3 separate regions of the Homo sapiens genome follow, and regions 1 and 3 are each linked to region 2. Evidence: chromatin loops called from intact Hi-C (ENCODE). Cell type or tissue: lower leg skin. All regions are shown on one strand. Each heading gives the region's core, and the rest is flanking DNA. Links, peaks and the distances in the headings are about the cores only.

Region 1 (10,642 bases), core at 796-8,795, 400 kb before region 2:
ATGCTGACACTCACACCTGGCTCATGCAGAGGAGGGCTCCCTCCAGAGACTGCAGGAGAAGGGGGAGGACTCTTCCTTGCCCTGGCTGTTCCTCCCTCGCTTCCACTGAGGCACCCGAAGCTTCCTACCCACCCAAGTCCTGGCCGGGCAGGCCCTGCAGTGCTCTTACTGCCCCTTCCCGGCCCCTAGACTTGCTGCTGCTGTCCCCACCAGCACTAATGTCAGTACAACCATCGCTACTGTTGTCCTCAATGCACTGGCCCGAGCTACAAAGCTCCTACCACCTGGCCACCGCCGCAGCCCCAACCCTGCCACGGCTGCAGCCAGCAGTCCTCCTACCACTCTGGCGCACTGCAGTCTCCGTAGCCACCACCAACCATTGCGAGGTGAGCAGCAGCCCCAGGCCATCAGAACCACAGCGGGTATGGAGGCCCTGCCATGTTCAGGATTCCCATGGAAACGCTATGCACTCCCTGTGCTCGAGCAGGAGCAGGAGGAGGTCACCCTCGAGAGTCTGGAGTCCGGGGAGAGGAGGAAGGCTCCTTCCTTGGAGGCCACTGCTGTTGCTGCAACCTCTGCCACCACCAGCAGGGCAGCCCCTGATAGTACCCCTAACCCGCCACCCCACTGTTGGCCCCAGGATAGCACCCCTGACACCCGGCCTTCACCACTGCAGTTTAGCACCCAACAGTGCCTCCAACCCATCCCCGCCTCGGACGTTGCAGCACCAGATAACTCCCCCAACCTGCCCCCTCCCATGGGCCATGCAGCCACGGATAGGACCCCCAGACAACACCACCCCCCACCGCTGCAGGTAGTGACGCCCCTGCTCCCCGCCATGAACAGTGCAGCCACAGATCCTTAAGGCCCCCAACCCACTCCCTGCGATAGGCAGTGCAGCCCCAGATAGTGGATGGCACCACCAACCATCCCCCAGCCACGGGGAATGACGCCCTGGATAGCACACCCAACCCGCACCCCACCACAGGCAACGTAGCCCCTGATAGCGCCCCTATCCCATATGCCGCTGCCGGCAGTGTAGTCCCCAACTGCCGGCAGTGTAGTCCCCAACTGCGCACCAAATTCAACCCCCACCACAGGCAGTGCAACGCTGATAGTGCCCCTAATTCACCCCCACTGACTGCAGTGCAGTCCCCCTCCAGTGCCCACAACCCACCTCACCACCCCGCCTGCCACTGGCAGGATACCCCCAAACTACCCCTTGCCATGGGCAGTGAATCGCCCAATAGTGCAGCCAACCCACCCTCTATCATGGGCAGTCTGGCCCTGATAGCGCTGGAAAACCCCCCACCAAGCACCTCCCTGCACCCCCCAACCTCTCCATCCCCACCCCCGCCACCAGCCATGTAGCATGCGATACTGCCCCTAACCTATGCCCTGCCATTGGCCTTGCAGCCCCAGATAGCGCCCCCAATAAGCCCCCCACCATGGACAGTGCAGCCCCAGATAGCATCCCCACCCCGCTGTGGGCAAAGAAGCCGGATCAGTCAGAGCCCCGACCGACCAGTCCCCACACCCCTACACCGCTGCCAGTGTAACCACAATAGTGGCCCCAACCTGCTCCCTGTTGCAGGAAGTGTAGCACCCATAGTGCCCCCAACCAGCTCTACTGCTGCCGGCAATACAGCCCAGGATAGTGCTGACAACCACCCCCCCACCGCCCCCCGCAGTGGGCAGTGCAGCCCCAGATAGCACACCTAAAGTAGTGACGCCCAGGATAACACCCTAATACACCTAAAGTGGTGCTGCCTGGAATAACACCCCAACCAGATCCCGGCCGTGGGCAGTGTAGCCCCGGATAGTGCACTTACCCCATTGCCTTTCTATACTCTGGCCGGCTGCAGTGTGCATTGCTGCCACCAACCCCAGCTAGGCGAGCCAGTGAGGTGAGTCAGTGAGGCCACCCGCAGTCCCGTAGGCTCTAGCCTCCAGCCTGCAGTAGGTGCCTCCTTCCTCTCTTCCTTTAGCCAGGCATGGAAGTAGCTCTCGCTGCCAGCTGCCTCCTACCACTCCATACGCTCTGCAATCTCCATCACCGTCACACACCATGCAGATGCAAGCCCTGGTGCCACAGGCTCCAGCCTCCAGAGTGTGGCAGGGGAGTCCACTTCCACCTTCTCTAAGCTGCAAACTGAGTGGCTGGACAGGTTGACAAAGAACAGCCTGCTACGGCGGGACTCCCCCTTAGCATGCATTATATACTGAGGTTATGCAAGTGAGGTTCCTGGATTGGATGAGAGAAAACTGCTAGACCTATTCTAATTGAACTTTATTTTCATGTTCTGATTGGATGAGAGCAAGTCTTAGAATAACCAATCAGAACGAGAAGATAAAGTCCAATCAGAGTTGGCCTAGCTGTTTTCCTTTCATTACAATCAGAACATGTAGTTTATAAACTTGGTATATAAAGCATGTTAAGGGGTCACGCCATAGCTGCTGCATTCCCAGCTTGGAGTAGGAGATGCCCTCTGCTGCATGCTGGAGGCTGGAGCTTGCGGGACTATGGCTGGCCTCGCTGGCTTGCCTTGCTGGCTCGCCTTGCTGCGGTTGGTGACAGGGACAGACACTGCAGTCTGCCAGAACAGAGAAAGGCAAAGGGGTAGGTGCGCTATCCAGGGCCGCACTGCCCGCAGCCTGGGGTGGGTTGGGGCCCTATCTCAGGCATCACTGCCTGCCTTGGGTGGCTGGTTGGGTGCGCTATCTGGGGCTGTGCTGCCTGCACCAGGGGGTGGGTTGGGGGCCCTATCCAGGGTTGCACTGCCCTTTGCAGGGAGCAGGTTGGGGGTGCTATCCCAGACTGTATTGCCGGCAGCAGTGAGGTGGGTTAAGGGTACTATCCAGGGCTGCACTGCCCGCGGGGGCAGGTGGGGGGTTTTGGGTTGAGCGGGCTATGGGGTGCTGCAATGCCCACGGTGCAGGGAAGGGGAAGGTTTGGGTGTGCTTTAGCTACGATTTTGCATTAGCTAGGATTTCCAGTACTATGTTAAATAACAGTGGTGACAGTGGGCATCCTTATCATGTTCCAGATCTTAGAGGAAAGGCTTTCCATATATCCCCATTCCATGTGATTCTAGCTGTGGGTCTCTCTCATGTGGTTTTTATTATAGTGAGGTATGTTTCTTCTGTACCTGGTTTTTTGATGATTTATAGCATGAAGCAATGTTGAATTTTATCAAATGCTTTTTCAGTTTCAATTGACATGATCATATGGTTTTTGTCCTTTATTTGGTTGATATGGTGTATCACACTGATTGTGTGTTGAATGACCCTTGCATCCCAGGGATACATCCCACTTAATCATGATGAATTATCTTTTTAATGTATTGCTGAATTTGATTTGCTGGTATTTTGTTGAGGATTTTTGTGTCAATATTAGAGATACTGGCCTGTAGTTTCCTTTTTTCATGTCTTTGTCTGATTTTGGTATCGGGGTAATAATGGCCTCATAGAGTAAGTTTGGAAGTATTCTGTCCTGTTTTTTAAAGTAGTGTGAGTAGGATTGGTACTAGGTCTGTGAATGTGTGGTGTGAAGCCATCAGCAGTGAAGCCATCGGTTCCTGGGTTTTTCTTTACTGGGAGACTTTTCCTGATGGCTTCAATCTGATTACTTGTTACCACCGATCTGTTCAGGTCTTGGATGTTTTCATGGTTCAACCTAGGTAGATTGCATGAATCTAGGAATTTGTCAATTTCTACTAGGCTTTCCAATTTATTGGCCTATGAAATAGCCAGTTATGATCCTTTGAATTTCTGAAGTATCAGTTGTAATGTCTCCTTTTTTTGTCTCTTGATTTTATTTATTTGAATCTTCTCTCTTTTTTCTTAGTTAGCCTGACTAAAAGTTTGTCAATTTTGTTTAACTTTCCAGAAAACCAACTTTTTGTTTAATCTTGTGTATTTTTTTCATTTCAATTTTATTCCTGCTACAATCTTTATTATTTATGTTGGGTTTAGTTTGTTCTTACTTTACTAGTTATTTAAGATGTATTGTTTATGTGAAGTTTTTCTTCTGTTTGGATGGTAGGCACTTACAGCTAAAAATTTCTGCCTTTCTACTGCTTTCTGTGTATCATAAGTTTTGGTATATTATGTTTTCATTACCATTTGTTTCAAGAAATTTTTCAATTGCCATCTTAGTATCTTCTTCAATGACCCACTAGTCATTCATTCAGGAGTGTATTGTTTAACTTCCATGTGATTGTATGGTTTCCAAAATTACTCTTCTTATTGATATCTAGTTTTATTCCCTTGTAGTCAAAGAAGATGGCCACAGAGACCGCAGTATGGTTAGAGTGGTAGGAGGCAGCCATCAGCAAGAGCTCCTCCTTGGCTAGCTGCTGGAGGCTAGAGCCTGCGGCCCAGCGGCTCGCCTCACTGTGGTTGGTGGTGGTAAGCGCAGCGCCCCTTGCAGAGTTTATCAGATCCCCCATTGACGAAGGCTGCAAGGCAAAGACCCCCGCTGGGCCACCATGCCTGACCTGAAGATGCAGGAGGTGAAGAAGATCTGCTATGAGTTGGCCCTGGCTTACTTCCACCACGGGCAGGCTGAGATTGAGGCCCTGGCCACCCTCAAGGTGTGGGAGTTGTGTCACACCTATGGCAAGCCAGAGGGCCCCAGAGATGCCTGGAGGGCTGTGGCCCGGGATTTCTGGGACACCGTGGGCGAGGAGGAAGGAGGTGGAGCTGGCAGTGGTGGTGGCAGCGAGGAGGGAACCCGAGGGGTGGAGGTGGAGGACCTCCAGGCCCACATCTGCAAGCTCATGGGGATTCTGCAGCAGGTGAAGCTGCAGAACAGCAGCAAGGACTGGGAGCTGCAGGCGCTGCAGGACCGCATGGTCTGCATGGAGAGGATCATCCCCCTGGCCCAGGATCATGAGGATGAGAATGAAGAAGGTGGTGAGTTCCACTGGGCCCCACCTGAAGGATGAGAGGAGGCAGCCCCCAGTGACCACATGCCCTCAGCCTGGTCCCCCTCACCACCACTGTCAAGCTGGGAGTGGGTGTCGCGGCTCATAGAGGAGGACCCTGCCTTCCATCGAGGTCACCTTTGCTGGCTTAAGCAGGAGCAGCTACAGCTGCAGGGACTGCAGCGCTGTGAGGGCTGGAGCGGGGGTGCTGCACAGGCCCCCAACCCGCTTTGTAACCCCTCACGATGCAAGCTGCGCTTCCCCTTCAAGAGCAATGCCCAGCACTGGAGTCCTGGCCAGGGATGGGGAGCGGGGAGGCTCCAGCTCCACCCCTTCCCCCTGAGGAGGTCACTCCCCCTCCAGCCACCCCTGCCCGCAGGCCTCCAAGTCCCCGAAGGTCCCACCATCTCCGCAGGAACTCCCTGGAGGAAGGGGGCCAATCCTGGGGAGCGGGTTCTGCACAGCCTGAACCCCAGCACTTCTAGGCCAAAAAGCACAACTTACATTCAGCAGCCCCAACTGTACCCAGCCCAGCGGCCCCCAAGACCCCGCTACTCCCCATACACTACTCCCCCACAAATGAGATGGCAGCGCTCTGCCCCTGACCTCAAGGAGAGTGGGGCGGCTGTGTGAGTCCCACATCCTGGGCAGAGGGCCTGGTGGAGTCCCTTGCTAGGAGAAGGGAAGACACCTGAGATGCTGCTTCCCCCAGAAGCACTGGGGCAGGGAGGCTCAGGAGATGAGAGAGAAGGTCCGAGCAGGTGATAGAAGACATGGGGGAGACCGAGGCGGAGGCTGAGGAAGAGGGCGCGGAGTTGCCAGGAGCAAACCAAAGTGAAGGGAGAGGTAGGAAGCTGCCTCGGGGCCACCCCTTGCAAGGGAGCGGGTCCCACAAATGCTGCTATGGGTGAGGTGGGGGCTAGGGTGCTGCATAGCCAGTGTTTGAGTTTCTTTTCAAGTAGGGGAAAGGGTAAGAGGACTGAGAGTGAGACAAGCTCTCCCCAGCCTCTGTCCGTCTGGCTGTCTGTGGTGGTTTCTGTTTCTAAGGAGGCATGGTGGGATCATAAGTCATTCCCCTCCCCTTCCAGGCCTCCTGCTATATTTGGGGACCTGACTGGTTTGGCTGGAGTCCCAAGAGGATGTGGGCCCTTTAATAAAGGATAGCAAACGGGGAAAAAATATAACTTATTCTTCCATTTTCCTCTTGACAGGCATTTTATAAATTTTAATTTTATGTCTAGTAGTTTCTTCATTTACCATTTTATATTTTTGTAGTGTTCACTCTGGTTATTACAGTATTCATTTTCAACTTTTTTTCTCTACCTTAAACTAGGATGTAGGAAACAGGACTTTTCTACATCACAGGCAGTGTAAGACTCTCAAAACAGTTTAACTTTGTTTACCCTTATCCTGCCTTTTTTGCCATTGTTCTGATATACTTGGTTTTTACGATTGTCAGATTCTAATAGACATTACTGTAGTTGCGTTGAATTTCCTTTTCAGGTTTCTTCATTCCATCCTGCAGTTCTGTTCTTCCATCAAATATTATTTTTCTCCAACATGAAGAACTGTAGTATTTCTTGTTGTGCGTTGTTTACTGTTGTCACTTTTTTTTTTTCAGTCTTTATTTGGAAAATATATTTATTTTAGAAGAGTGTCCTTGAAAGGTTTAGAATTTTCTGGTTGCCTTTTTGACTTTTTAAAATGTCATTACATTTTGATTTTCTCATTTACAAGTTACCTGTTCAAAATTTGTGCACTGTCTTCTGACTTTCATAGTTTCTCTTGAAATGTTTGCTGTCAGTTTGGCTGTTGAGACGGCCTACTTCTATCATTAGTTTATACAATTTATTTCTCTGCTAGGTAAGAGTGGGATAATTTCATACTGTGTTAAGGATAAATTTCTTTCTATGCTCGGAATAGGAATTCTTTGATATGTGTTTTCTGAACATCTTCTCCCACTCTGGGTTGCATTTTTATTCTGTTTATCTTTTGATAAAATGAGTTCTTAATTTTCATAGAGTATGGTTGATGTAATTTGTGCCCTGTTTAAGAAGTCTTTGCCTATTCTGAAGTCATGAAGAAAAACTTTTTATGGCATTTTCTAAAACTTTTTGCTTTAATTTCCAAATTTAGATATGTACACTGTCTAAGATGGATTTTGCTTACACTTAAGATGGCAATAAATCTCATTATAATGAACCTAGAACAATTTATTGAAATTATTATTTTTCTGAAACCTTGTCATGAATCAAGTGTCCATATCCATGTGGATCTATTTCTGAACTCTCTCTTTCCTGTTCTGTTGATGCATTTGAAAATCCTTACACCTATGTCACACTACCTTAACTAGAAATACCAAACATTTGTTGTATTGAATTCATAATCTGTTTCTAAAACTATATTTTTATTTGTATCTTTCTGTGTACATAATTGTTTTACTTTATTATTGTAAGAACTTTTAATAATATTGAATAAAATTGGAGATAGCAGGCATCCTTATCTCGGTCTTAGTTTTTTAGTTAAACACTTTCCATATTTCACCACTAAGTACTGATGTTTGCTGTAGACATTTGTAGACATCGTTTTACCATTTAGAAAATTCCTTTCTATTTCTAGTTAGCCAAGAGTTTTTTCTCATGCTTTTCTGCATCTACTGATATGATCCTATGATCATCTCTTGGTTTTTAAAACTATTTATTGTTACCTATATTTCCACATTTCAGAAAATTCCATCATGGTTTCCATGGCCTATTCTTTTTTTAAGCCTGTTAAAAGCCAATTTACCCTCAGATTCTATTCCTGATTATTTTCTTTTCTCAGTTCCCTCACAACCTTCTGATTCACTCTTGATGGGCTTGAACACCACTAAATTATCAATGTCTCTCAAATCCTTATTTTCATTCTTGATCTCCATATTATGCTTCGAATTTAGTATATTTAAGACCCATCTTGCTGGAATACTGTGTTTAATCTATTTTTCCCTGATTTTCCTGGCTTACTTTGTGACTCTAGTATCTGAGCCACTGTTCATGGGGATCACCTGAGGAAACATTTTTTCCTCTCCATGAATTGGTTCCCACGTTTTGCTGCTCTCTGTCTTCTATTATCAGTGCCCTATTTTCATCCCAGTTTCAACTACAGTAGTTTATGTAAAGGGTCTTGTTTTATACTTTATCTATTCCCTCCTCTCTCAAGAGAATTGCTTCTATAGAGGAAACCTGGCAATGTGATTTCATTCTATGCTTACGTCTCACCTTCTGCTCTCCATTTTCCATAGCAGTGATCCCTAGAAGAGGCGTACACTTAGAGGATCTTCAGAAAGATCCAACTGGTCATCTCCTATATACTCTGCAGAAATTTCAAGTATAACAGTTCAAAAATCTTTCCATTTTCTACACATCCTTATTGTCTCTGAATTAAAGGATTAGAACCCAGAATACATATTGCAATAAAATAAATAAAATATTAGGCTGTTTTCTTCATTTTAAAATCCAAATAAGAATTATTTATAATAAATGAATTTATTATTTATTTTTATAATTTTTAAATATAAATCTGTAATGCTGAATAATATTCTAGAAAATAGTAAATGATCAAATGCTTTGGAGTCTGTTGCTCTGTAGCCCATTCCCTGAATACTTCCCTGGCCATTTTTCTCATGAAGGCACCAGGCCATATTCTCATCTCCTGTGCTGTTTGCCCTTTTGCTAATTTTTTACGTGCTGGAGGCCCCCACCTTTGCCTGTGCCATGGCTCTGTGCTTATGAAGGACACAGCATACTAATACTTCAACCAACAGCTGTGCTTCCTCAGTGAAGCTCAAAACAGAACCAACTTACTTCCTTATTTATAGAATTAGCCAATCTTCTGTGTATTTTCACCATTGTAACATATTTTCTTACCAGACTTTATGCTCCATGAATACAAGAAGGTTTTTAGTAATCTTAGTATTTCCAGAAATTATAATCGTTTCAGGTATGTTGTGCAGACTTGATAATTTTTTGCCTCTAAATGAATTCACAGAAGTAGCACTAAACACATAAACAGATGTTCATGTATATTAAATGTTCTGTGGTTTTAAAGACTATTAAAAAAAATAAAGCAAGATTAGACTGAGTGGGCTTCTTGAAGGAATAGTCATGGGAAACTTTACTGAGATCAACAGAAGAGCAGAAATTTGACTGAAATGACTGTGAGACATGAGGATTCTGCCTCTTTTTAGCAGGGGTAACAGCAGCTGCTAGCCATGGGCAGGAATGTGCTTGGTGGTTTTGAGGAATAACAAAAAAAGTCGCAGTGGCTGAAGGGAGAAGGCAGGAGGTGATGTCAGGAGGCAGTAGACTCCAAAGGTGAGCCTATCGTAAGCTTTATTCAGTAAATTCATTTTATTCTTAATTTAGTGGTAGATTTTCAACAAATGAGCAACGTCTGGTTTATGTTTGTATGGGAGTTTTCTCTATATTTCTGTATATTTTCTCTATAGAGAAAATACTAGGCAGGGCATAACATATAGAGCTCATTAAGGAGCTGTGGTCGTTTCCCTCCTGAGTGATTGTGGTGGCTTGGACAAAACCGAAAGGCCTAAAGGGAATGAGACGAGATTTGATTCTCTCAATATTTAGAAAGTGGGGTGATAACCATATAACGAATATTTGTAACATCAGAGTACCAGAAGGAAAGGAGAGAGGTATTTAAAGTATTTTAAAAAATAATGGCTGAAAATGTCCCAAATTTAGCAAAAGTTATGAAACTACACATTCAAGAATCTGAGATAACATCAAATAAGATAATTTTAAATAAATCCATGGTGAAGGCAAATCATAATTAAATTTTTGAAAACTAAAGACAAAATCTTCAGAGTAACCAGAGATAAATAACACATTCCCTACATAAAAGAATGGCAGATTTCTCATCTGAATCCATGGTGGCCAGAAGGAAGTGTAGGACATTTTCTCAGATACTGAAAGAAAAGAACCATAACAAAATTCTCTATCTTTTGAAACTATATTCATGAACAAAGGGAAATAAAAAGCTTACCAGACAGGAAAACTAAGAGAAAATGTTGCTAGCAAACCTACCTTTAAAAAGATGACTAGAGGAGGTTCTCTAAATAGAAAGTATATAACGCAGGAAGGCTGGGAACACAGGAAAGAAAGAACATTGGAGGTTGGCAGAAATAGGGGGAAATGTAATAGAATCTGTTTCTCATGAGTTTCTGACATCATATTTGATGTTTGGAGAAAAATGCTCTGTATGTAGAGGAAATACTTAATTCTATTTAAAAGGGGGGAGGGTAAAGGGATCTAAGTAGAATGAAGCTTTCTACATTTCACTTGAAGTGGTAAAATGCTGACTAATAGACTGTGATAAGTTACATATGCACACTTTAATATCTAGAACTGCTAAGAAAACGATAAAGAGTATTGTGCTTAGAAACACTGCAAATAAACAAGATGGAATCTAAAAAATGTTGATATAACCAACAGGAAAATAAGAAAATGGTAATAGATGAATGAAAAACCGAGAAAACAAAACAAATAAAATAGCAGCCTAACATAGCAATATTTATCTTAAATGTAAATAATCAATGTGTATCAAAATACAAATTGACAGAGTGGAAAGAACAAGAAACATAATTCTAAAATATTTATAGGAAATTCATAACATAGTTAACAACATGAGTTGATAAAGAATAGAAAAAGATATACCAT
Region 2 (10,642 bases), core at 876-8,875:
GTGACTTCGTATTTGAAAACAATACCAAACTCTATCTTGCCAGTATGGGAGGGTGATGCGAACTTTATCTTTGAACATTCAGACAGACCTTTAAAAAAATTAACTTAAAAATAATATTAACCTATTACTTCAGAAATGATACATTCAAAGGAAAATAAATCATCTGATTCCAGAGAAATGGGTTACTAGTATCAGCCAATGGGGCTTTCAGGTTTGCTGTACTTTTTAGATGGGGTGTGCATATTTATGTCAGCTGGAAATGTTTGGGGATAATTGTACCTTTTTTCAATGTTAAGTCAGGATCTTCTGGCCATTTTGCCCTTCTCTGAGCACATGGTGAGCCAGACTATTCATGGGAAACAATACTTTGGATAAGGTTTGCCAATTAAATCTCTCTCCACATTTCAATTACTTTCTCTAAGCAAGGTAGACATATGAAATAACTTTTCATTAAATATTGCATCTTGGAATCCTCAATAGGAAGGCAATGAAAAGCTAACCCAGCCCCATCGGATACTGAGCTCTTCCTTGCAATAGTCCTGTCTGTGACTGTCTAGCTTCTGTCTGAACACCTATGAATGACAGAGAACTCTTCCCCCAGGAAGATAATTCCATATGTGTGCTTCTGTCAGGTTGGCTGCATATTGAACCAAAATGTATCTTCTCGTGTTCCTGCTCTCCTACTCTTCAGTTCTAATTCTTTCCTTTAGGGCCACATGGAAGTAAATCCTCATTTTAATCTGGGTTCTCCAGAAATCAAAGCCTGATGCAGAAGGAAGGAGGGGTGGGGATAAAGAAGAGAGATAGGGAGAGAGCTCATATCAGGGAGCTTGGGACTGTGGCTCTGAGAAGCCACACCAACCTCGTTCCGGGGATGCCTCCTCTGCCATGGAAAAAGGGGGATTCCTGGACTGGCTCTCCTCTCCAGTTGGGATGCTAACTCCCCTACCCTTGGACTCATGCACCCCAGGGGTGAGATCACCTGTGGTGTCAACCAGTGACCTCTCCAGCATTGGGGGCAAGAGGCATGTGGCCTCTTTCACACTGTGCCTGCATCAGGCCCATCAGAGCATGCGTTGAGCCTATTTTTTATAGTTCAAACCAGGGCACTTTGAGAGTGAACCGGGGTGGGGGGGCGTCGCAATAATTATGCCAGGGCAACAAGGGTGACTGGGAGTGCTTCCTGGGCAGACTGGGACTTGCAACCATCCTCCTGAGCCCATGAAGAGCTGGACTAAGGATTCATGAGGCCTTGAGGCTCTGAAGAGGTGCATGAGAAGGTGTGATGCAACTCTTGCTCACACAATAGCTGGAGCTGAGGGTTCATTAACTCATTCGGCAAATATTTACTGGCTTGAGAGTGTTAGGACCTGCTCTAGGGTGGAGGGAAGCAATGGTGAGCCCAGCCATGTACAGGCCCAGCCATGTACAAATCACGGAGCTGGTCATTTAGAAAGGCAGATGTCACTTTAAACAAGTAATTACTTAATTACAATTGGGTAGTTGCAATCACACAGTTGGAGAAATGTTATGAATACATAAGAGGATACAAACTTTTCTAAAGATGTTGGCCATCAGAAAAATGTCCCTAAGAGAGAAACATTCAAGTTAAGACTCTAAGGTACGAAAAGAATTGGTCTGGTTGGATTGGATAGAGGAGGAGGGAAGGAGAGATGGAGAAGGGAATTAGGAGGGCAGGAAAGAAGAGGGTTAGAGATACAGCAAACCCATGAAAGAAACCTCCCAGGTCAAAGAAAGCTTGGCACCCAAGAATAAAAAATACAGCCCTGTGTCTGGGGCATGTGTCCCAGAGGAGGACTGGCTGGAGGTGAGACTGCATGGGGCCTGACACCACGCTGAAGATCACGGTTTCAGTGACTTAAAAGTTTGTGGAAGTAATGTTCTCCCAACTAGCTGCTGTTTGGAGCACGGATGGGGGAAAGAAAGCCTGTAGGATGCTCTTGGGAGTGTCAGGCCATGGAAATGATAGTTGCTTTGGTTAGGTTACAGGGAGTAGAGACGGAGAAAAGTGGATGAGGTTGAAATATATTTAGGACACAGAATGGGTAGGACTCAATGCCATGTTGGATGCAAGTGCGGAGGGACAAAGGGATCAAGGATGAGTTTGTCCTCAGCACAAATGACTTTCCCATGGAAGAACCATTTTGTGAAGTGGGATGAGCTTGTGTTGGGGGGAGGCTGACTCTGCACTGGTTTTGGGACCTTCTGAGGTTGAGGCAATGTGAGACCTTCACACGGGGATGTGCAGTTGGGAGTTGATCTGGAGGGCTGGAATTCAGAGCAGAGATTGGGTCGAGAGACGGAAATTTGGCATTGTGAACATGTTTGAAGCCATGGGAGTGGGTGAGACCTTTGAAGAGAGATCACAGAGTGAGAACTGAAGTGAGTTGAAAGCAGGATTTTGATAAATTCCAATGTTCAAACTAGGCTTGGAGAAGGAGCAGGAGCTCTGAAAGGAAACTCAGAAAATGTGGCCAGAGGGTCAGAGGGTAAACAGAGAGTGGTTCCTCAGGAAGCCGGGGAGTGGGTGTTTCAAGAAGCTTAGCGGTGTGCAAGGCTTCCAAGAGCCATGAAGAAACTGAGCAAGATGGCAGGCTTATCATCACGCAAGCCTCTGCTGGCCTAAAGGAGAGTGTTTTAGTGGCTGGATGTCCGACTGGGGGGTGCTGAGGAGTGGGGCTGAGGAAGAGTGGACGGACGGATGGCCAGATGAATCAAAACAAAGCTCCGGTGGGAAGAGAGAGCAAGGAGCTGGAGGGGACCAAATCCTGGGGGGGGGGCTCCCAGGGGCAAAGGAGAGCAGGCACGGATGCCAATGGAGAGGCATTTTGTGAGAAAAGGCTGAGGTTTTATGAGAAAGAGGGAAAAAGGGAGTGGAGTGCCTGAGGAGGCTGGGTGGGCCAGGGCTACTCGGAAGCATCTAGAGAAGTGCTGCCTTTTGATAGGAAGAAAGGGCTCTCGTTTTAGTTTTAAAAAAAAAAAGATGCAGTGAGTGGCATTGCTGCGCACAGGCTCTGGTGAAATGGCGTCAGGATGCGTCAGAATTCCTCACCGGCGTCTTCAGATTTTCTCTGAAGTATTTGAGATAAGATCATCTTCCATAGGGTGGCAGCAACAGTGGGAGGTTTGAGGGAAATGGAAACTGCAAGAAATTGTTACTGTGTGGAGGTGCTGGGGAAGCAGGCATTCGGAGACCTTTATTAGGTTTCATGATATGAAGATGACACAGGAGAGCTCATCAGCTCCAAAGTATTTACAATCGAATTTCCTAAAGAAGTGGACTGGCTGCACAGATTGTGGTCGCTGTCCTTCATGCTTGTGCTGGTATTTAGAGCACAGTGTCTCTGTCTTACCCCCCAAAGCAGCTCTGGACTCAATGTCTAATGAGCATCTGAGATGGCACCCCACCTTTTTAGTTTTGCTGTTTAAAAATAGTTTCACAAATGACTTTCCTCTGCTAGGGAGCAAATGTCAAAACACTTTCTGAGAACTCCCATGACCTGACTGTTGAAGTGACAAAGCCTATATCCCTTAGAACAAAGTAAATTCTGGTGCTTCTTTTTTGGTGTCTGTTTTGTATTGTATCTATTTTTTAGAGATGGGGTCTTTCCATGTTGCCCAGGCTAGAGTGCAGGGGGGGCATGATCATAGCTCATTTTAGCCTCCAACTCCTGCACTCAAGTGATCCTCGCACCTCAGCCTCCCGAGTAGTTGGGCCTACAGGTGGTGCCACCACACCAAGCTCTGTCTGTTGATTGGGATGCAGCTAGGGTGGGGTGAGTGGTAGAGGTAGATTCATTGGCACAGGAAGGCCCCCACACACATGAGACCAGAGGAACTGGCTCCATCCCTGTGTCTGACTTGCCTTTGTTGTAGAAGCAATGGTCCAGCTCCCAGGTCTAGAGGCTTGAGTTTGTTAAAATGTGCTGGACATCCAGACAAATCAGACACTTTTTATGGAAAGCTATATAAAGGACACCATCCTTCCTAACAATACCACAGAGATTCAAGGGATTCAAAAATCGAGAATGAAATCCGTTCCAAAGCACGATACTGATGGCCTAATTTTGGCTTATGTCCTGCTGAGTTACCCCCAGTAGTGGGCCTGAGCCCCTTGGGGGAGGGACAAAGTAAAAGGTGGGTTGGTTGGGGAGAAGTGTTGACCTGGAAGTTGTAGCTGAACTTCAGTAAACTCTTTTATGAGGGGTATAAGCTTTGCACCCTGATTACGTACTAGAAAGATAATTGCTATTCAAACTTAAAAATGGCTACATGTACTATCTTGGTTTCCAGTGCTCCACAATCTGGTTGGAGTCCCATCTATTCTTTCATGCTTAGTTGGAATCTTCTTCCCTAGCTATATTGATTAAATAGGGATGAATCACGCCCTTAACCACGCTCAGAGCACTCCTGAGATAGTATCTTCTTTCCCCTTTGTTATCAGTTCCTCAAAGACAGGAGGATGTCTCTTATGTGTTTATATTCCCAGGGTTTCATACTTAGTACTTTTTTGATGTGCTTACCTCTTTGAAGTTTTAGGGAACTTGCTCAATAATAAAGACTAGACATTGAATTTGCTGTCGAGATGTTCAAAGCTGAGGCTTTTTTTTTTCTTTTGCTGTGATTCCAGAAAATCCTGTCTTCCATCTGTGTTTGGGAGGCAACTGAGCGGTCTCGCCTGGCAGTTTCCTGTTGGGCTTGTTTCTTCAGCGGACCCAGGTCTGGTGTTCCTTCTCTGTCCCTCACCACGACCTCTCTACTATTGAACTTATAAAAGGGGAGATAAGGAGTGTAAACCATTTAGAAAACATATGTTTGATATTTATAGCTACAGAAGATATTTAAGGTGTGATTGATCACACGTGAATTTCCTTCCAAACAACAAACCGAGCTGGGAAAACACTCAGTGGTGTAGACCGCCCCCTGCTGGCCTCGTTCCGAACCCCAGAGCGCGCCGGTGCCATCCCGTCGCGTTGCCGCAGGGAGGGGAGGAGTACCGTGCCCACACCTAGGAATGTATCTTCGTGGAAACCCCATGGCACAGGGTGTTGTGTCCTTTGGAGCCCCTCCTCGCAGCTGTGAGCTATTTACTAATAGCTATCACGTGGGGAGGTTGTGTTGCTTTAAAAATGGAATGATATTTCTGCTTTACAGTTTTCCTAAATCTGGGCATCTAGTGAAGCTGTCCTTCGGGAATTCACGCTCCAGCTGGAAGCCAAAGGGGGAGGGCTGTGTTCTCTGAGGGAGTTGGAGGTCACCCCGTGCTGGCGAAAGGTCTGGGAGTGGAGCTCAGGAGGTCTGCCTTTGACTCCGGCCTCCTTCTCCAAACTGGGGGTTTCCTTGTCAATGGAGTGGTTTGACTAGGTGATTTCTAAGGACCCTTCAGCTGTGTCATGGTGGGCAGCACCGTCCTGCCTTCCTGGAGCTTACATTCCAGCTAGCGTGTTTACTCGAGCTCCTGTGCTCGGTGTGGTGAGAACTGACAAATGTGGTAGGTGGTCGAAGTCATCCACACCATGGACGGTTTACCACTTCTGTGACCGGACCCTGAAGTCGGGATTTGCTGGGAAGCACACAGGTGCACCCATCTCCTTCCAGGTCACTGCCCCAGTCAATTCGTGCTGGCTGAGGCCGTCTGCGCATCCAGCACTCCTTGGTAATTCTTGTATGTCTTCATTCCGCTTTTCCTGCATTAAGCATGGAAGCTCTTTCCAAACTTCTTGGTACCCGGGTCCTTTGATCCTCCTGCCCCTGCTGCTTACTCTCTTAGCAGAAAACCCTACCTCCCTCCTGCAGAAAAGACGCTGTCTGAATTGCTAGCCTTCCCCTCACTACTGGCTGGCTCTCATCAGTGTTGAATTTACCTTTGCCCCAACCAAAAAGCCAAAATACTGGATGCTGCATTTGCCACCTGCATTCCATATCTCATATCTTTCCTTCCCTTCACAGTCAAATTTCTTGAAAGCAGTGTCTACATCCACTGTCTTCCTTTCTTGCCTCGACTTGTTCCCGAAGCCACTGCAGGCTGGCTGACTTCCTCATCTCCACTCCACCGAAACGGCATCATTTCAAGGTCCCCCAGTACCTGCATGTTGCTGAAGCCAGTGGGCACCTAACACTTTTTGTTTGGGGCACTAGACCATTCCCCATGCTCTCGATCAATGCTCCTGGTTTCCCCCTTCATTTCAGCTGCTTATTTCCTGTGGTAAGGGTCCTGCTTGCTTTTTGTCTTCCTTTGCGTTCTTTCCCAGATGTTTTTCGGTTTTGCTCCCCATCCTGCCACCACGGGAGCAGAAGAGGCAGGTGCAGGGATGCAGAAGCACAGCAGGGAGGTGCTTTAGACGGGTTGGCTAGAAGGCCTGTGGAAGAGGGCATTTGGCCTTGCTCATTTCAGAATTCCTGCGAAGAGAGCACAGGGGCAAGGGCCTTCCCTAGATTACAAATGGAAATGAAGCACAAGCTTGAGTGCCAGAGCAGCATCAGCTGCTGTGTGGCGTGGGAAGGGACCCCGACGTCCTAGGGATGCAGGGTAGATCTGAGCTACTTGCTGGGGAGCTTGCCCTAGAAGTCTGCCAAGGTGGGGTTGGAGGGGCCCTGCAGATGAGAGCGGCCAGGTGAGCTGCCTGGACTGGGGGCAGGTGGGATTGCAATGTAACAAGTGGACGCCAAGAGGCCCCACCGCACAGCAGGAGCTGAGGTGGGGTTCGCCAGCAGTGGGAGACAGCCAGGCTCTTTGGGAGGGATGCCCGTACTAAAGGGAAAGTCACATTTCTCAGCTGGATTCCATTTCACTCTCACTTAAGTGGAACCAGCCAATGTGCACCCAGGACAGGATCCAAGGTGGGGACCCATGGAAGGAGCACAGGCCTCCAGCGCTGCGAAGGCATGGGCACCACTCCAGGCCCACATCCTCTTGGAGAAGAGCAAGAGAGTGGAAGAAGCAGGAAACGTTATTTACCCGCCTCAGAAGTCACCCAAGAGCTCGTGAAATTGGGCAGGGACTGTGGTAACATAAAGTTTCAAGTTCAAAGTTTATGTGTCCTTCCTTACTCCCGGTGGAGTGGGCTCATGAGAATATCCAAGTGTTTATAAAGGATAAAGAACCCACATTTTCTTTGCACATCTGGCTGGAAAGTGAGAAATGTATAAATTTTTGAAGAAACTGAAGGGACTGTCATACATCTGTAATAATGATACACGTAAAGTCTGTGGAATAACATGAAAAATCTGTAAGATGTACCATTAAGCGAGCAAAGAATAAAACTTGTGTGTTTGATTTTAACCGTGTAAAATCAAATACTTTTGAGTAAAACCTGGAAAAAACGTGAGGAAAATAAAACCAACTATCACTGTGGTAGGAGTGTAGGTGGATTTTTAAAAAATCCTCTCGTCTTATTTATTAAGAATAAAATAAGGTTGTTAATTCATTTTTTTGATTGTGGTATACTTTAAATTTCTTTCCTGGTGGTGCAGTGTACCCCACTTTTTTTTTCTTTCACTGGAACTAATGTTTCTGTTTGGAAAAGCACACATAGGCCAGGTGCACTTTGGGAGGCTGAGGCGGGTGGATCAGCTGAGGTCAGGAGTTCAAGGGGCCCTCCAGCCTGGCCAACATGTTGAAACCCCAACTGTAGTAAAAATACAAAAAGTTAGCTGGACGTGGTGGTGTGCACCTGTAATTCCAGCTACTTGGGAGACTGAGGCAGGAGAATCACTCGAACCTGGGGGGCGGTGGTTGCAGTGAGCCGACATTGCGTCACTGCATACCAGCCTGGGTGACAGAGCAAGACTCTGTCAAAAAAAAAAAAAAAAAAAAAAAAAGAAAAAAAAGGAAAACCACACACAATAAAATTTTAATAACTATTCCTTTCTTAAAAATCATGAAAATGCCATGTCATTTCCTTTTACTGAAAAAAATTACATAAAATTTAAGTATAAAATATGTCATAGAATAGTAAATAAAATATGATCCCATTTATGTAAAACAATGGGTTGTTTTAAATCCCATGTGCTACCTCTGCTTTCATTCCTCAATATTCTCCAATTTCCCTTTGCTTCCCTATACTTTTGTATTGGGAAACATTATCTATTCCTGCATAAAAAAATTACCTAACACTCAGTGGTCTTAAGCAGCAATATCTATTACCTTGCACTGATTCAGTGGACCAGGAATTTGGGAGTGGCTTAACTAGAAACTTCTTATGAAGCTGTAGCCAGGACCCCACCAGCACCACAGTGGCTGAGAGCTTTGTACAGGGGGTGGACACTCCAGCTTTTGCATACCACCAAATCCACAGCTTCTCCCAAATGTTAAGTTTTTGTTACTGAGGTACCTTTCTTCTGCATTCCAAAATCTACTAGTTGTCTATCACTGCATTAACAAATCACCCCACGAGTTGGATGCTTAAAGCAATGATTTCAGGATGTCCCACTCACATGACTGGCAGGCTGGAATGGGGCTGGCGTCGGCAGGTGCCCTTAGCTCCTTGCTGCATGGGCCTCTCCACAGGGCTGCTGACGTGTCCTCATGGCATGGTCATTGGTTACCCCACTAATGAGTGATCCCAGAGAACTTAAGGGTAGGCCAAAATATCTTTTGTTACCTAGCCTGCGAAGTCATACTCCATGATTTCTGCAATATCCTATTGGTTACACCCTTAAGCCATGCTCATTTTGGAAGAGAATACATGAGGGTATGAATACCAGGAGGTCGGGGGCATTGGGTTTCTCTTGGAAACTGGCTACCATAGTCTGCCCTCTCACCCCCAGTGACTCATGTCCTTCCTGCATGCAAACTACAGTCATCTCAATGCCCCCCAAAGTCTCATCCTGTAAAAGCATCACCTTGAAAAATCCAGGATCTCAAGATCTGAATCAGGCCCAAGTGTGGTTGAGGCTACTCCGATCCAGTTTCTCTTGATCTGAGGATCTATGAATGAAAGAGACAAATTATTTGCCTGTCACACATCCAACATATGATGATGTGACAGGCACAAGATAGCTGCTAAGACGTTCCTGTCTAAAAAGAGGGGAAATGGGAGCCGTACAGGAATCACTGGTCCATACCAATTCTGAAATCCATCTGGGCACAGTTTGAAAGTTACGTGAATAGGACTCAGTCCTACTCCTGTCTGGGAATGAGTCTCCCTGCTTCTTGGCTCTGCCCTGCCGGCCTTATTTCCATGTTTCCGTCATTCCTCCTTTGTAGACTACGTTTGAAACTGAGTAGTCTTTCAGTCTTCCTGCCTGCAAATGTTTGAGGGTTCAAAGCCACTTTTCATTTGTACCTCTGTCCCTTTCAGTCCAAGCTGGTGTTTCTGCCAAAGCAATTCTTTTCCAGTAGCTGGGAGCCTCCTTGATGGGCTCATTCCATTTGACAGAAGTCACGCCCGTAAATCTCTTTAAAATAAATCTTTCTCTTTACCTTTAGGCTGCTACTGAGACTGCTAAATGGCAACACCTTTAACATATGCAGAAGTCCTGCTGTTTGACTGAACAGTTCTTTGGGATTTTGCAGTCACACACTGGATGTCATCTTTCGATCTTCTTTTCTTGAGAGGGCCCTGGATATGTATGATCTTTGATAAGAAGCCAGTTCTTACCTTTAGCATCTTTGCCATCTGAAGATGGAGAGGCTGGGAATGTCCAACAGTTCCTGCTAGTATAAATAGCAGGAAAAAAAATCAGGGGCACCTTTAAAACTCAGTTCACAGGATACATTTTCTATTTTCCACATTCTGTAGACGACAGCGTTGCTATACGTTTTGCCACTGCATAACCACCTGTTTCCAATGAGTCGCCTCAGTTTCCTTTAAGCCCTCACAGACAACCTTCTCAAATGTCACCATGCTTTTGCTAACAGTCCCTTGAAAGTCCTTTAGGCTTTCATTAACATTCCTTAAAGTCCTGCCAGCTTCCTCCCACTGCCAAATCCACAGCATCTCCCACATTTTAGGTTTTTGTTACAGTAACATCCCGCCTCCACCTTCCAAAATATATTAGTTATTTACTGCTGCATAACAAGTTACCCTAAAACCTAGATGCTTAAAACACTAAAAAACATTTATTATGTCACCCATGTTCTGTGGGTCAGGAATTAAGGCATGACTATTTAGTTGGGTGGTCCTGCCTTAGGGTCTCTTATTAAATGGCAGTTAAAATGTCAGCTGGAATACAGTCATTTGAAGACTTATCTGGAATCAGCAAACCCAATTTCAGGATGCCTCACTCGCATGGCTGGCTGTTGTTGCTGGCTGCTGGAAGCAAGCCTTGTTTCCTTGACACACGGATCTCTCCACAGGGCTGCTTGAGTTTCCTCACAGCATGGCAGCTGGTTTCTTCCAGAATGAGTGAGAACTTGCTTTTTATGCCCTTGATGTGGACATCACACACTCATTTATTTCTGCAGTGACAGCCTATCCCACTTACTGTCGGGGGAGGAGAGTACACAGGATATGAATGTCAGAAAACAAGACCACTGAAGTGATCTTGGAGCCTGGTTGCCACATGAAATATATAAACAAGCGAATTTATGGTCATACATAAATGGTTTCACACAAAACAAAAGCAAAAGACCCCTAAAAACCAGAAGAGCACACACAGATATACACATGCCATGCAC
Region 3 (10,642 bases), core at 1,079-9,078, 60 kb before region 2:
CTTTTCTGGAAGAGAAGAACCTTTGACAATCTCCATTATTGAACACTGAATTGCTTTGAAAATTGGCTTTTGCTGAAGACCTGTTTCTTAAGTAATTCAACCTAAAATTATAAGGTAAAATTGCATCTGTATGCAAATCTTATATTGCAATAAAGTTATTTAGGGACATTAATGTTGCTTGAATCATAAACAATGTCAAGGTGCTTTGCATACTTCCTGTGCTGTCAAAAGGTAAAACAGGAAGTGAGCTCTCCATTTCCACACAAATTTGCAGCAGAAATATTTTCCAAGCTCAAATGACAATTCCAGGAGCCTTTTCACAACTTGACAAAAGTACGAAGGAAATTTCCAAATTTCGACATCCATTTAACTGTGCAATTGAGAAGCTTCCACTTCAACTTCAATTGGAAGTGGTTAGTTTGCAATGTTATGCAATGCCAGAAGGCAGATATCAAGAGAAGAATCAAACACAATTTATAGATGTCTTCCAAATGATGAATATGCTCAATTAAAAATCACAAGCTTGTGGACTGACATCCATATTTGGCAGTATCTGTCTGAGTGAAAAGACATTTGCAAAGATGAAACACATAACGTCGCACTACAAGTCAGCATTGACAGATGACATCTGCTATTGATTTTGATAATGGGAGCACTTACTTTGAACATTAATTTAGTGAAATGTTATCCCTCCCCCAAAACAGTTGCATTCTTTTTATTAGTAGACCTATCTTACAAAAAATTGTACACAATTATTTTTGTTTTATGTTTTAGATTTCATTAATAAAAATTTGGTGGAAATTTGTTTTCTCTCCTCTTATGTAAGTATCTACATAATAATCCTTGATTTTACCATTTAGTCTATAAAACCTAAACTATTCATCCTACAGAAACAGTCTGCTAACTCTTGGTCTAGACTCACCTTGCTATTCAAAATACAGTTCACAGTCTAGCCTGATAAGCATCATGTGGTGCTTGCTAGGAAAACAGAATTGTGGGCCCCACCTGAGACCTACTAAATCAGAATCTGCATTTTATCAAAATCCCTGGGGATTCAAATGTTCATTAAAGGTTGAGGAGCCCTGCTGTGGAACATAAGCCAAAACAGCAAGTAGGTATGCTGTGTGGTCCACCAACCTCCCAGGGACATCTGTCTCTTGCACTCTATTGCTGGCACACACACATGCTGCTATAAATGTCTTGATGTTGCCACTGCAGCATGGTGCGAGCGCAGCTCTGCACCGTCCACGGCCGCTGCAGCATGGTGTGAGCGCAGCTCTGCACTGTCCATGGCTGCTGCAGCATGGTGTGAGTGCAGCTCTGCACTGTCCATGACAGCCTGCTTCCGTTCTTCCAGGGTGAGGCATCAGCCACTCAAATGCTTCAAGGAATAGTAGGTGTGCTGGATTTGTCTCCAAAAGCTACAACCCAACTACACATCCAGGGCGCAAGCAATTTAGTATCAACAGATTGCATGACTTAGATAAGAGGAACCCAGATTTTCGTGGATTTCTTCTTCCACTTGTATTTAAGGCAGGCTCAGCTGTCAGCTGCCTGATGGTCTCAGTTTCCCTCTGTTTGAATAAAATGCCAGTGTCATCAAAGGAAGAAACCGAGGCCTTGGATTTTATCCACCTAAACTCAGGCTGAAATACAGCAATACTAGGTACCTTTTATAATAACATGACTCTCTGGTAACCCTGACTGTTTTGCAATACATCTTTGCTGCTGTCAGTCTTCCTGTCATTTGTAAAGAAGATAAATTAAAAAAAAAATCCACATCAAACACCTCCACTCCTTCAATCCTCAACCATCACGTGACTGGTGTCTTCATTTAAATTGTGAGGATACATTTTTTTTTAATGATAGAATTCAGACACAACAGTTTCAACTATTTATGTAGTTATAATGTTTTTAAATAGTTGTGATGTTTGGAGAATATATAGTACACATATGAGGTCCTCAATACATTTTAGCTCTATCCGTCCCCACCAAATGACAATCAGCCTTGACTCCTCACCTTCTCTCCTATTTACATCCAATTCATCAGCAAATTTTTTATTTTCTTTTTGTTAGTTTGTGTACCATTTAATTCATGGTACACAAAATTCATATTAAATTTGCTTTATAAAGTCAGGGCTTTAAAAATGGAAACAACTTGACAAAATATTCATCATGACATTTTGAGACCATTAAGACAAACTATAATGAAAAAAAGCCAGAAAAGAACACATTAACCATTCTTCACTACATATAGTTACTAGGAGGAATAAAACAAGTCACAGATCATCATCTTAGTACAGTGCAGTTCTCTCATTTAGAACTGGTTTATTAGGGCAATTGTTAATGCTGCTCAGAGAAACACTGAGAACAAATATCCACTGGAGGTAAAGTGATTGAAACCTTAGCTAGAAGATGCTTGTGATCTAATCATTATTTCAAAGTAGATAGAGCAGGGGAAAATCCATTTTCATGTACAGCTTTGATTTTTTGGCTATAAGAGATCAATCTGTGAATGATTTTATAAAGGATGTTGAGAGGTCTTTCATAAACATTATTCCATTTAAATAACTTATAGTCATATTTAGAAAAATAAACGGTGCATTATATTACCAAAACTTTGAAACAAAGACAGAATGTAAAATCCCTGACCCTATTGACTCTGCCGTATTGATTATATAGCACACTTGCATTATGGCTGATTGTCTCTGAATGACTTAAATCAAATGTCAATATCTAACCTTAAAGATAACGATAAATGCCGGTCATTTTTCAGATTCTTGAAAAATGAATGACAATTTGCACTAAAAATTTAAGAAAATGTAAGAATAAATGATTATGTCACATAAGATTCTTTTCATTTTTCTTCTTTATCCTTACTTTTCAAATTTTCCCCTGTGAACATGTATTACCTTGGTAATCTGATAAAGAATGCAACTTTTTTTTTAAACTGCTAGGTATTTTGTCTGGAACATTATTTATTTAATAATTGATTGTATTTCTTAGTAGTAAATTAGATTATCTTCTAACACTGTCATGTAATATGAAGATACAAGCAATCCATATGCCTATTTCTAGTAGACTTGTTTAGCATGTTTGCTTAAGACTGATTTCTTTTTTTTCTTAACATTTTAGGTTCAGAGGTACATGTGCAGGTTTATTATATAGGCAAACTTGTGTCTTGAGGTTTTATTGTACAGATTATTTCATTACCCAGGTATTAAGCCTAGTACCCATTAGTTGTTTTTCCTGATCCTCCTCCCAACCTCCACCCTCTGAAAGGTTCCAGTGTGTATTGTTCCCCTCTATGGGTCCATGTGTTCTCATCATTTATCTCCCACTTATAAGTGAGAACATGCAGTATTTGGTTTTCTGTTCCTACGTTAGTTTGCTAAGGATAATGGATTCCAGCTCCACCCATGTTCCTGCAAAGGACATGACCTCGTTCTTTTTTTTATGGCTGCATAATATTCCATGGTGTATATGTACCATATTTTTCTTATCCAGTCTACCACAACAGACATTTAGTTTGATTCCATGTCTTTGCTATTTTGAACAGTGCTGCAATGAACATTCGTGTGCATATGTCTTTATGGTAGTGAGAGGTGACAGCGTGCTGGCAGCCCTCACAGCCCTCACTCGCTCTCGGGGCCTCCTCTGCCTGGGCTCCCACTTTGGCGGCACTTGAGGAGCCCTTCAACCCGCCACTGCACTGTGGGAGCCCCCTTCTGGGCTGGCCAAGGCCAGAGCCGGCTCCCTCAGCTTGCGGGGAGGTGTGGAGGGAGAGGCGGGGAGGGAGAGGTGCCGGGGGAACAGGGCCAGTGTGACTTCCGGGTGGGCGTGGGCTCCGCGGACCCCGCACTGGGAGCGGCCGGCTGGCTCCACTGGCCCCACCGGCCCCAGACAGTGAGGGGCTTAGCACCTGGGCCAGCAGCTGCTGTGCTCAATTTCTCCCTGGGCCTTAGCTGCCTTCCCGCGTGGCAGGGCTGGGGACCTGCAGCCCGCCATGCGTGAGCCTCCCCCACCCTCCATGGGCTCCTGCAAAGCTGAGCCTCCCTGACCAGCGCCGCCCCCTGCTCCAGGCACCCAGTCCCATCGACCACCTAAGGGCTGAGGAGTGTGGGCACAACCGTGCGGGACTGGCAGGCAGCTCCACCTGCAGCCCCCGTGCGGGATCCACTGGGTGAAGCCAGCTGGGCTCCTGAGTCTGGTGGGGACGTGGAGAACTTTCATGTCTAGCTCAGGGATTGTAAATACACCAATCGGCACTCTGTATCTAGCTCAAAGTTTGTAAATACACCAATCAGCATCCTGTGTCTAGCTCAGGGTTTGTGAATGCACCAATCGACACTCTGTATCTAGCTACTCTGGTGGGTACTTGGAGAACCTTCGTGTGGACACTCTATATCTAGCTAATCTGGTGGGGAGGTGGAGAACCTTTGTGTCTAGCTCAGGGATTGTAAATGCACCAATCAGCACCCAGTCAAAACAGACCACTCAGCTCTACCAATCAGCAGGATGTGGGTGGGGCCAGATAAGAGAATAAAAGCAGGCTGCCAGAGCCAGCCGTGGCAACCTGCTCCCGTCCCCTTCCACACCATGGAAGCTGTGTTCCTTCACTCTTTGCAATAAATCTTGCTGCTGCTCACTCTTTGGGTCCACACTGCCTTTATTAGCTGTAACACTCACCGCGAAGGTCTGCAGCTTCACTCCTGAAGCCAGTGAGACCACGAACCCACCAGAAGGAAGAAACTCTGAACACATCCGAACGTCAGAAGGAACAAACTCTGGACATGCCGCCTTTAAGAACTGTAACACTCACCGCGAGGGTCCGCGGCTTCATTCTTGAAGTCAGTGAGACCAAGAACCCACCAATTCCGGACACAGTAGGATTATCAATATTCTTTTGGGTATATACCCAGTAATGAGATTGCTGCGTCGAATGGTAGTTCTGTTTTTAGGTCTTTGAGGAATCACCACACTGTTTTCTACAATGGTTAAACTAATTTACACTCCCACCAACAGTGTATAAGCGTTCCTTTTTCTCCACAACCTTACCAGCATCTGTTTTTTAATAGTAGTCTTTTTAATAATAGCCATTCTGATTGGTGTGAGATGGTATCTCATGGTAGTTTTGATTTGCACTTCTCTAATGATCAGTGATGTTGAGCTTTTTTTTTTTCATATGTTCATTAGCAAATTGTTAATTTGCCTTCAAAATCTATCTAGAACTTGACCACTTCTCATCAGTCCATTACTACCACCCTGCTCCCAGCTTCTACTGGCTGCTTGGATTATTATAAATAGCCAAAGTAAAACCCAAGGTCCTTTTACTGCCTTATATGTTCCTACTTGGTTGACCATGGGCCTGTGGCTTATTCCTTGAACACATCAGTTCATGCAAACCTCAGGGCATCTGCACCTGGCTCTCCATATCCCAATGCTCTTCTCCAGAGAATGACCTGGTCCCCTCTTTTGTTTCCTCCACACCCTGGCTAAAATGTCCACTTTCTCAACAAAGCCTTCCTGACCACTTTATTTAAACTTGCAACCCGCTTAGCAATCCCTGTGCTCATTTGTTTTCTTTTCTTTTTTTTTTTTTTTTTTGAGATGGAGTCTTGCTCTGTCACCCAGGCTGGAGTGCAGTGGCGCGATCTCGGCTCACTGCAAGCTCTGCCTCCCGGGTTCATGCCATTCTCCTGCCTCAGCCTCCCGAGTAGCTGGGACTACAGGTGCCCACCACCACGCCTGGCTAATTTTTTGTATTTTTTTAGTAGAGACAGGGTTTCACCGTGTTAGCCAGGATGGTCTCGATCTCCTGACCTTGTGATCCGCCCACCTCGGCCTCCCAAAGTGCTGGGATTACAGGCGTGAGCCACCGCGCCCGGCCTTGTTATCTTTTCTTTTCTTTCTTTTTTTTTTTGAGACAGGATCTCACTCTGTTGCTCAGGCCAGAGTGCAGTGGCACCATCATGGCTCACTGCAGCCTTGACCTGCTGGGCTCAAGCAATCCTCCCACCTCAGCCTCCTGAGTAGTTGGGACTACAGGTGTGCACCACCATGCCTGGTTATTTTTTTTGGTATTTTTCTGTAGACACAGGGTTTCACCATGTTGCCCAGGCTGGCCTTGAACTCTGAGTTCAAGTGATCCACCTGCTTTGGCCTCCCAAAGTGCTGGTGTGAACCGCCACACCCAGCATTAGCTATCCTTAATGTGAAAGGAAAATAAAATCTCGGGACCCTAAACTCACTATGCCAAAGGGAAAGTTACACTTGGGAACTGAATCATACAAAAACTGCCTTCCTTTTGTTCCTAAACAGATGGCTACAAAGACAGAAGATAGGTCACCTATCTCCCCAGGTGGCCTCCCTCACTAACTGCTCACAAGGAAATTCTTTGTGAGCCCTAAAACGGAGTTTTGTTTTGTTTCACCCTGACAATATAAATTAACAGTGTATCTTCACAGGTACAGGACAAAGACAAGACTAGAAATCATCCCTCTGAGAGAAATGTGTATTTGACCTCTTCCTCTACTCTACATTTACTTTATCTCATATAAAATGCAGATTTACTGAGCGTGAGACAAACGCATAATTAACATACCTCTACCCCTCCTTTCACATGTGGATTCAGCGAGCGCTCAGCAAAGCCTCACAAGACTGTGACCACTCACCTCAGCACCTACTGTCCCTTTTTTTCTTCCCTCCTTCCCCTCCTGTCTGCTCTTTCCTTTTTAAAGTTCTTAAAATCCTCTTTTGGAAAAAGCACAGTCCACAAATCCTACTGTGACTTGTGTCTTTTTTCCTTGGGCTGTCCTCAACCTTGGCAAAATGAAACTAAACCGACTGAGATCTGTCTCAAATACTTTTTGGTTCATGCGTTTCACTGATGGAATATGGCAGGGGTACCTAGTGGGCAGGCCCCAGGAAGAGAAGTATTTATAGGAAGGGTGGGAGAGACTACAATCCAAGCTTCCCTGACTTTTGTGATGCAGTTTAGTTGCTGGCATCGGAGATGCCCCTTGAGAATCCCACGACTCTGAAGCTGTTCCCTTTTTTCAAACCTGGGCCTTATCCCTGATAAAATGCAAATGTGTCAAGGACAGAGAAGGTGTTAGGCCTCGCCCTTTAGACCTCAGTGTGAACTTGGCAGTGACAGGAAAAGGGCAGGAGACCCCAATCACCAGACCATGCTTTGTGCATGGGTCTCACCTTGCAGATTTTCATAACAATTTTTCTGGACGACATTCCCATCTTCATTTTATGCTCCAGGAAAGGGAGCTCGGAGGTGCTCAGTGACCGGCCAGAGGTAGCAGAGCCAGAAATCAAGTCAGGTCCTGGCTCTACAGCCTGTTCTTTCCTTGTATAGCAGAGGTTTTCTGCTTATTTTTAAATGATTGTTTTCGCTCTAGATATGTGTTGAGGGACTGAATATATAAACAGGCAATGGCCAGGCTATATATAAAAATATATATAGTCTGACCCACAACCTGCAGCAACTGGCCTAGGATGGCAACCTATTATTGACAGTATCCAGTACAACAGCAACCACTCCAGGAAGCCAAACAATAACCTTTGTAACAGTTGGCTCCAAATGGCCACAACTTGACTAATAATTATCAACTTGCTTAATTTTTGCTCCTACTTAGGACCAACTGGAGAAACCCAAAGATGCTCTGCTAACCAATTGCATGGGATGTCCCCTTTGCACTTAGCCAGCCTACAGCTTCCCCACGCCAACAGCCTCCAATCAGGGAATATCTGAAGCCTTTCCTTTTTCCACTAAAAAGCTTTCCCACTCATCTGCCTGTCTTTGAGTCTGCCGAACACAAGTGATGGTCACTGACTCTTTTGCTATAGCAAGTTCTAAATAAATAGCCTCTGCTTGTTCTCATTTGGGTGGCCTTCATTTGTTTTCTCCCTGTGCTCACAGAAGTCACTTCGTGTTGTACACACATGTCTTGTGGACACAGTTTTCATTGATAAAATTGTTCTTAGCATGAAGGAATTAAACATATCAGCATTTCACAGTGTTCTGCAAACAGCGCAGTTGCCCCATATGGTGTTCATGGGCTGGGGACATCAGAGACTGGTCATTCCCAGTTGACTTGGGAGGGGGTCCTTCTCTCTCCTTCTTTTTCTCACCTCTCTCATCCCTTGCCCACGAGGGAGTTTCAGGTAGGATGAAGGAAACATAGGCTAGTGAATGACACAGGGAATGTAGTCTGTGAAAGGCAGCTACTACGAGCAAGGAAAAAATCTGTTCACCTTGTAGATATGTTTTTCTGAGAGACCTGACCAGGTCTAATCACGTCCTCTGCTCCTGTAGAGGGAGAACTGAATAACTAAGAATCCGTGCTTGCTAGGGAGGATTAAGGAGTAAATGGGACAGGGAGAGAAATCAGAGATTTTCAACTGGACTGGTAACTCTATAGAAAAAAATTATAAATGTTCACACACCATCCTTTGGTCTCTATTTGAGTTTAAATTATGTAATAATACAATTTTATTTTTGAGAGTGATGTCAGCAAGATGGCAAAATAGAAAGTCCCAGCCCCGCTGAAAAATTTATTGCCCTGCTGAAAAATTGATGTAACAAAATATATGGGCCAAAACACCTTTATGAGAGCTCTAGAATCCAGTTAAGAAGTCACAGTACTCCAGATAAGTAAAAAGCCAAAGCAGTTGCATTAAAAGAGGTAAAAAGGGCAATTCAATTTTATGCACGTCGGGCCTGCCCCCAAGCTGGCACAGCACAGTGCCCAGAAAGACCACCCTGGCCTCACTCTCCCCGAGAGAGTGGAATTAATATCCAACTCTGAATTTTTTATGTGTTGCCCAAGGGACCAATTTATATCTTGCTTCACCCAGCGTGCTGAGGGACAAAGAATAGTTTAAATGCCTGAGGAAAGCTAAGAACAAAGAAAAGGGGCAGTTGGTTTGCTGTGGCCAGCACAGCTCTGGCTGATTGGGAAAAGGTGCAAAACTCATGACTTCTCCCCACGGAGGGAGGGAGAAGAGTGGGGCACCCTGGCCTATGGTATAGTAGTGAGACACCAGAAGGAGCAAGAGATTATGGGCTCCTGAAAAAAGAAACCAGTAAATCCCTATAATTAAAATGCACAAGTCCAGGGAAGACACATCCACAGAAAAAGTTTGAGAGCTTCCCAGAATCTATAGCTAGGCTGATTGGTGAAGATCTTTCCCTGCTAAAGCCATAAGGACTGGGAGAGGTGGCTGTTTCTTCAAATGGACAGATACCAACATAAAGCTATAAGGAACATGAAGAAAGAGGGAAATGGGACACAACTAAATGAACAAAACAAATCACCAGTAACCTACCCTAAAGAAATGGAGATCTATAGACAGAGATCAGACAAAGAATTAAAAATAATCATCTTATGAAGCTCAGAGAGTTACCAGAGAACACAGGCAACTGAGGGAAATCAGAAAACTATGTATGCATAAAATTAGAATATCAACAAAGAAATAGAAACTATAAAACAGAGAACAAAACACAAATTGTAAAGCTGAAGAATATTAACTGAACTGAAAATAATCACTACAGGGCTCAAGAGCAGACCTGAGTTAGTAGAGGAAAGAATCAACAAACTCAAAGACAGGTCATTTGAAATTATCTAGTCAGAAGAGTAAAAAGGAAAAAAAAAAGAATGAAAAATTGAAGATAGCCTAAGGAAGTTATAGGACACCATTAAGCTAATCAATGTATACATTTTGAGAATCCTAGAAGGTGAAGAAAGAAACTGAGGAAGAAAGCTTATTAAAAGAAATAATGGTCAAAACATCCCAAATCTGGAGAGGGAAATGGATATCCGGATTCATGAAGCTCAATGAATCACGAACAGGATAAAGCCAAAGTAGTTCAAACTGAGGACCAGGCATGGTGGCTCACGCCTGTAATCCCAGCACTTTGGGAGGCTGAGGTGGGTGGATCACGAGGTCAGGAGATCGAGACCATCCTGGCTAACACGGTGAAACCTCGTCTCTACTAAAAATACAAAAAATTAGCCGGGCGCGGTGGCAGGCGCCTGTAGACACAGCTACTCGGGAGGCTGAGGCAGGAGAATGGTGTGAACCCGGGAGGTGGGGCTTGCAGTGAGCCGAGATCACACCACTGCACTCCAGCCTGGATAACAGAGCGAGACTCCATCTCAAACAAAACAAAACAAAACAAAACAGTTCATACTGAGACATTGTAATCAAATTGTCAAAAGTCAAAGACAATTTTTTGAGCAGCAAGAGAAAAGGAACTTGTCACATAAAAGGAAGCCCTCATAAGACTATTGGCAGATTTCTTAGCAAAAATCTTTCAGGTCAGAAAGGAGTGGGATGATATATTCAACGTTCTAAAAGAAAAAAGTGCCAACCAAAGAACACTATACCTGGCAAAACTATCCTCCAAAAAAAAAAAGGAGAGAGAAAAAATTTCCCAAACAAAAGTTGAGGGTATTCATCACCACCATATATGACATACAAGAAATGCTAAGGAGAGTTTTTCAAGTTGAAATGAAAGCATACTAAACAGCAACAAGAAAGCATATGAAAGTATAAAGTTCATTCGTAAAGGTAAATATGTAGACAAACATAGAATACTGTAATGTTGATATGTAAATAATTTTAA

The links. Peaks named below come from ENCODE experiments on the same cell type or tissue, not always from the same donor. Only the 100,000 strongest peaks of a DNase experiment are listed, where the experiment ranks them.
Region 1: a loop joins it to region 2, with 3 times the contacts of the local background. A loop is called at or near these places in 4 of 110 quality-filtered maps.
Region 3: a loop joins it to region 2, with 2.4 times the contacts of the local background. A loop is called at or near these places in 25 of 110 quality-filtered maps.

The regions. Positions count from the first base shown.
Region 1 is chr18:12,051,589-12,062,230 of GRCh38, reverse strand. It overlaps the pseudogene LOC107985122. Among named protein-coding and RNA genes, the nearest start is that of ANKRD62, 37 kb to the left of the region's middle. RefSeq lists enhancers at 1,076-1,615, 2,158-2,697, 2,698-3,239. In lower leg skin, for the core only: no CTCF peak of the experiment used is centred there; DNase peaks (open chromatin) are centred at 5,050 and 5,464.
Region 2 is chr18:11,649,794-11,660,435 of GRCh38, reverse strand. MIR7153 (microRNA 7153) reads left to right here and starts at 5,495; the gene lies at 5,495-5,551. RefSeq lists a cis regulatory region at 2,600 and an enhancer at 2,516-2,685. In lower leg skin, for the core only: no CTCF peak of the experiment used is centred there; a DNase peak (open chromatin) is centred at 4,961.
Region 3 is chr18:11,710,426-11,721,067 of GRCh38, reverse strand. The region is part of intron 1 of GNAL (G protein subunit alpha L); the gene reads right to left. Among named protein-coding and RNA genes, the nearest start is that of GNAL, 26 kb to the right of the region's middle. RefSeq lists an enhancer at 6,449-7,008. In lower leg skin, for the core only: no CTCF peak of the experiment used is centred there; no DNase peak of the experiment used is centred there.